Regions from separate parts of the Homo sapiens genome. Here region 1 is linked to region 2. A link is a loop called in an ENCODE intact Hi-C map of the cell type or tissue named here. Cell type or tissue: MCF 10A. All regions are shown on one strand. Each heading gives the region's core, and the rest is flanking DNA. Links, peaks and the distances in the headings are about the cores only.

Evidence for each region. Peaks named below come from ENCODE experiments on the same cell type or tissue, not always from the same donor. Only the 100,000 strongest peaks of a DNase experiment are listed, where the experiment ranks them.
Region 1: a loop joins it to region 2, with 4 times the contacts of the local background. A loop is called at or near these places in 18 of 110 quality-filtered maps.

What each region holds. Positions count from the first base shown.
Region 1 is chr10:49,763,356-49,766,270 of GRCh38, reverse strand. No RefSeq gene overlaps it. Among named protein-coding and RNA genes, the nearest start is that of OGDHL, 2.5 kb to the right of the region's middle. In MCF 10A, for the core only: no CTCF peak of the experiment used is centred there; no DNase peak of the experiment used is centred there.
Region 2 is chr10:49,600,318-49,603,232 of GRCh38, reverse strand. No RefSeq gene overlaps it. Among named protein-coding and RNA genes, the nearest start is that of SLC18A3, 8.5 kb to the left of the region's middle. In MCF 10A, for the core only: no CTCF peak of the experiment used is centred there; a DNase peak (open chromatin) is centred at 1,272.

The DNA.
Region 1 (2,915 bases), core at 93-2,592, 160 kb before region 2:
TGATAATTTTTTTTTCTTTTTCTTTTTCTTTTTTTTTTTTTTGAGATGGAGTCTCACTCTGTTGCCCAGGCTGAAATGCAGTGGCACTCTTTCAGCTCACTGCAACCTCCACCTCCTGGGTTCAAGTGATTCTCCTGCCTCAGCCTCCCGAGTAACTGGGATTGTAGGCAACCATCACCACACCCGGCTAATTTTTTGTATATTTAGTAGAGATGGGGTTTCACTATGTTGGCCAGGCTTGTCTCAAACTCCTGACCTCAGGTGATCCACTTGCTTTGGCCTCCCAAAGTGCTGGGATTACAGGTGTGAGCCACCATGCCTGGCCCATACCTATGATAAAGTTTAATTTATAAATTAGGCCTAGTAAGAGATTAACAACAATAAGTAAGACTATAAAAGAAAAATTATAATAATAGACTGTAATCAAAGCTATGAAAATGTGGCCAAAGCATCTATAAACAAAGTTAAGACAAGTGACAGACTGGGAGAAATGTTGCAACATTTACAACCTACAAAATATTCTTATTCAGAATATGTACAGAGTTTATGTGAATTCAAGCAAAATATAAACAACCTGATAGAAAAATGAGCAAAGTCTATCAATAGGCAATTTGTAGAAAAAGAATACAAAATAAGAAACATATAAAAAGAAACATATAAAAACATATAAAAAGATTTTCAGGCCGGGTGCGGTGGTTCATGCCTATAATCCCAGCACTTTGGGAGGCCAAGGCGGGCAGATCACTTGAGGTCAGGAGTTCAAGACCAGCCTAGTCAACATGATGAAACCCTGTCTTTACTAAAAATACAAAAATTAGCTGGGCATGGTGGTGTGTGCCTATAGTCCCAGCTACTTGGAAAGCTGAGGCAGGAGAATAGCTTGAATCCAGGAGGCAGAGTTTGCAGTGAGCCAAGATCACGCCATCGCATTCCAGCCTAGGTGACAGAGCGAGACTCCACCTCAAAAAAAGAGAGATTTTCAAACTCGCTTATCAGTTTTATGCTAACTAAAACAAAATGTGATTTTTCACCTATCAGACTGGCATAAATGAAAGAAAACTGATAATAAATCTTGGCAAGGATGTAAGGGAGTGGGAACTCAAAAACACTAATGAGGAAGTATTCAGTGGAACGGTCTTACTAGATATTTATTATACATATTAAACTGCAAAGAATATATATCTTTTGACCCATTGTTAAACTTAATTTAGAAATCAGGCTGGGCATGGTGGCTCACTCCCATAATCCCAGCACTTGGGAGGCCAAGGTGGGGGATGATGAGGTCAGGAGTTCAAGACCAGCCTGGCCAACATGATGAAACTCCATCTCTACTAAAAATAAAAAAATTAGCGAGGCATGGTGGTGGGAGCCTGTAATCCCAGCTACTCAGGAGGCTGAGGCAGAAGAATTGCTTGAACCTGGGAGGTGGAGGTTGCAGTGAGCTGAGATCCAGCCACTGCACTCTAGCCTTGGTGACAGAGCAAGACTCCATCTTGAAAAAAAAAAAAAAAAAGAAAAAAAGAAAGAAAGAAAGAAAGAAAGAGAAATCAATGTTACCATAGTAGTTTTGCATGTACTAAAGGGAATATATAGGAGGACTCTTTTCTCCTTTTTTTTCTGTAAATGTCAAAAGAAATGGAAATGTTCATTCAATGGGAGAGAAGTGACATACAGTCACCATACATCCCTATAATGAATACAACATACCCATGAAAAAGAATGAGGTGGTCCTACACATACTGAGTTTAAATAAAAATCTTCAAGACAAGGGAAAAAAAGAAACAAGTCGTGGAACTATATTCTAGTGTGATCCATTTCATATTTTTATGTATATGTTTGTAGAAGCATATGGATATAAATACATAAACAATTTTGTAAAAATGTTTGCCAAACTGGCCAGTAGTTATCTCTGGAAGGAAAAAAAAGAGGTGAGGTTGGGGCAGGTGGAAGGGGGCTTTTCACATTTTGTTCTGTATCCTTCTGTATCATTTAAGTTCTGTACAACTAGAATAAATAAAAACTTCCATGTTCTGACACACACACACACACACACACACACACACACACACACACGCCACAGGCATGGGAAAAAAAGAAAGGTGTCTGTTTCTGAAGATCTCTGCAAAGCCTACAGCCACTGCCACTAATCCTCTCAGGCTTCTGAGAATGGCAGCCACCCTCATGGGAGCGTTGATTGCCCCAAATGTTTGCTTTAATCAATGCAATTAGCAGAACACCAATTAGGCTGGAAGGCTGAAAGGCTCTGAAGCCTTTTGATTTGCAAGAGCCTTGTTCCTGCCTGCTGCTCTGTGTCAGGCTTTCCATCTTTCTTAATCGGTGACTCTGACTTGTAAACTTTTCCACTATTACCCCAAACTGCAGCTTCTCCTTTTCCCTAGCTCACTGAGAAGTTCCACTGTGCCCAAGTCACTAAAGCCAGACACCTGTGAGTTATCTATGTCTCCACCCTCATATCTGGTCAACCACTAAACCCCGTGGAGCTGATCCCCGTAAGTCTCTCAAATCTGGCCACCTTACTCCGTCTCTACTGCAAGTACATTACTGCCTCTCACCCGGAATTTGAATTTTGAAAAACAGAAGAGCCTTGAAGAGACAGTTCCTCTATGGCTCAGCCCTGCTTCCTGAAGTAAATTTTCAGCTTTCCTCTGATTCTGTGAGTTGCCTTATATACAACCTTCATATCAACTCGTTTTCGGCTGAAGCTAGCCAGGTCATTTTTGGTGCTTGTGTCCAAAGAATTCCCAATGAACCCTGCCCTTCTGCACCAGATAAAATCTTACTCATCCTTCAGGATCCAAGTCAAGTGTCCATTTACTCACTCAGTCATTCATTCAACAAATATTTACTGAAAAATACCATGATAGTGCTGTGTTAAGTGCTGAAGATTCTTGACC
Region 2 (2,915 bases), core at 306-2,805:
GATTACTTGTAAAGTAAGCTGATCCTGTTGTAAATTATACCAGTTCCTGCCTTCCTGGATGACTCCTATTCATCTTTTATGGTCGAATTGAGCTGTGTCCCACCCCTCAACCCCTTTGTGTTATGATCACGCATCCACTACTGTACTCATCACACTGAATGGTGGGGATGTGTTCACATGGCAATTTCCTCGCCCTGAATGCAGCCTTGAGGGTGGGGGCTGAGGTGGCCAGGCTCACTGCCTGGCACAGAACACCCTGAATCAATAACTGTGGAATGGAGGAACAAGCCTGTTTGTCAGTTTTGAAAAGACTTAGGGCTTTCTCATTATGCCAAAGTTCTGCTGAGTTTGGAGTGGATGCAGGGACACTTAGAAGGAAGTTGAAGTATTCTTGACAAATACTCCAGACACACCCTGGGGAGACCAGGAAACAGCTACCCTGGTTGACTAGTCAGGTAGGCAGAAAAGATGTTTAAGGGAAACTGTATTTTACAGTCAGTTGGCTTTGTTGGGAAAACCAAGGAGACAGATGAAGGCTGCAGCCATCTCTCCTGAATTCCGAAGCTTGTCATGATTAGAAAGGTCAGCACTGATCAGCCAGGTCACTTCCCTTTTCATATTGGAAAAGTGTAGGTTTGGTGCAGGGGTCTCCTAGGACACCAGGGCAGAGGGAGGGTGGGGCTGTGTGCAGGGGACTGCCTCGGAAGGATGCCCATGGAGACAAATGCTATGCCTCTGCTCTATATCCCAGTGCCTGGCAAACAGTGGCAGAGGGGGGCTTAGTGAAAATCAATTGGACAAGCTTGTTTAGGAGCCAGTTGTTCTGGGTGGGTAGATAGCAACCATCTACCTTGTGTGCTTTGTTAATGAAGCCATGGGTTCAAGATCATCTATCTTGAGGTAAACAGGCTTCTGCTGAAAGGGGCTCCTGGATGCAGATGGGGGAGACACAGGAGGAAGCCCCATCTAGTGGGAAGGCTGAGCCCTGAGGAGCACGCATACTGTGCTTGCATGGTCACTGCAGGCTGGGTACAGAGAGGAGCAGTGGCGCCTGCAAAGTCCCCCAGTTTCAATGAAGTGTGTCTTCCCAGGCTGTCAGCCACCGCCGTGTCTAGGCAAGTCTGATGTGAGAGAGACAGGTCAGGAGATGTCATGGTGCCAGACACAGCGGAAGGCTTTTACTGTCATTAGCTTTCACTCTCAGAACACCCCTGTGAGGTCAGTCCTCTTCTGGGCCCCATTTTATCAGTTGAAAATTGGCAGCACAGGTGGATGAGTAATGTGCCGAGACACAGGCCATCTGACTCACGCTCATGAGTTCTTCATCCACTTGGCTGTGTGGCTTTGGTGCTTGGAGGTCTGAGGGCTTCCTCTGTGGCCTTCTCTTTCCATAGTCCCTCTGACCTGTGTGCAGGGTCAATGTAGGTGTCCTCCCTTGGGTAAGGGGGACTTTTCAGCCCCAAGTACAGAGGGCTGGGCACCCTTTATCTCTTCTTTCTCTAGACATTCTGACCTGTGTCCTTAAGAGCTCTTGCTGGGGCTATTGCAGTAGCCTGTTGGCAAATCCCCTCACCCGGTGTTGACACCAGCTCCTGATCCCCCAAATTGCTCCCTGAGTCAACCTTTAGAAATGTAGCTCTTCCAGGCCGGGCATGGTGGCTCACACCTATAATCCCAGCACTTTGGGAGGCCGAGGCAGGCGGATCACAAGGTCAGGAGTTCAAGACCAGCCTGGCCAACATGATGAAACCCCATCTCTACTAAAAATACAAAAAATTAGCCAGGCATGGTGGTGCATGCCTCTAATCCCAGCTACTTGGGAGGCTGAGGCAGGAGAATCGCTTGAACCCAGGAGGCAGAGGTTGCAGTGAGTGGAGATCATGCCACTGCACTCCAGCCTGGGCGACAGTGTGAAACTCTGTCTCAAGAAAAAAGAAAAAAAAAAAAAAAAGAAATGTTGCTCTTCCCCATAGTAGGAATTCATTAGATAGTTGTCTAATGGGTCATCCTCCTGCTTTACATTCTCTTTGCCTGGGGTCAAATGTACCAGTGCAGCTTGGCTTTTGAGGCCCTGGGTGTGTGGACCTTGCACTCTCTGCCACACACAAGGGTGCCTGCCCAGGACACATGTGTCCTGCTGTCCTGGTCCCACTGCTGACTGTGTTTCCTTTCCCCCTTTCCCAGCAGAGTGGGGTCCTCAACACAGGCGAGTGCTGGCCCCTGTGCACATGCCTCCACCCCAGTCTTGTCATGAAGGGCTCTTGGCCTGTGTTGAATCCATCTCATATCTCCCAAGCCCAAACAATGGGACCTCAGGCAGAAAAACACCTGGAATGGTTTGCGCCACACATGCATACCAACCTCTCTGAAGTGAGGCATGCTCTTTTATTCATTTTATTTGTTAAATGCAGTTCACAACACACTAATTTGGTTTTATAACCTGCAGCTCCTCACAACACCCTTATCACGTTCATATTATTATTCTCTCCCACTTTATATGTGATGAAACTGACACACAGAGAGATGAAGTAATTTACTGCACCACTAGGAAGTGACAGAACCAGGATCTGAACCCAGGCAGGTGGACCCAGAGCCTGTGTGCCGAGACCCCATGAATGTAGCTTTAATGATTGATCAGGGCTCCAGGGGCTGGGTGACTCATAGCACAAGAGGCCATACTGAGTGGCTTCAGGGGTGGCTTCAAGCTCCTCACCTTTGGGAAGTGGAGGCAGGAAGAAAGAGCTGAAGCATTCACCATCCCCTCCAGTGTCCAGCCTCAGCTGCAGGTGGCTCTGCCCAGAGCCCTCCTCTCACCCCTGCAGGAGCCAGGGGACAGTGGGCTTGTGCTGAGGTGAGGGGTGTTGGGACCCTTACCTCACCTGTGGTTTGTGCTCAGGAATGGGGCTGGGACCTGG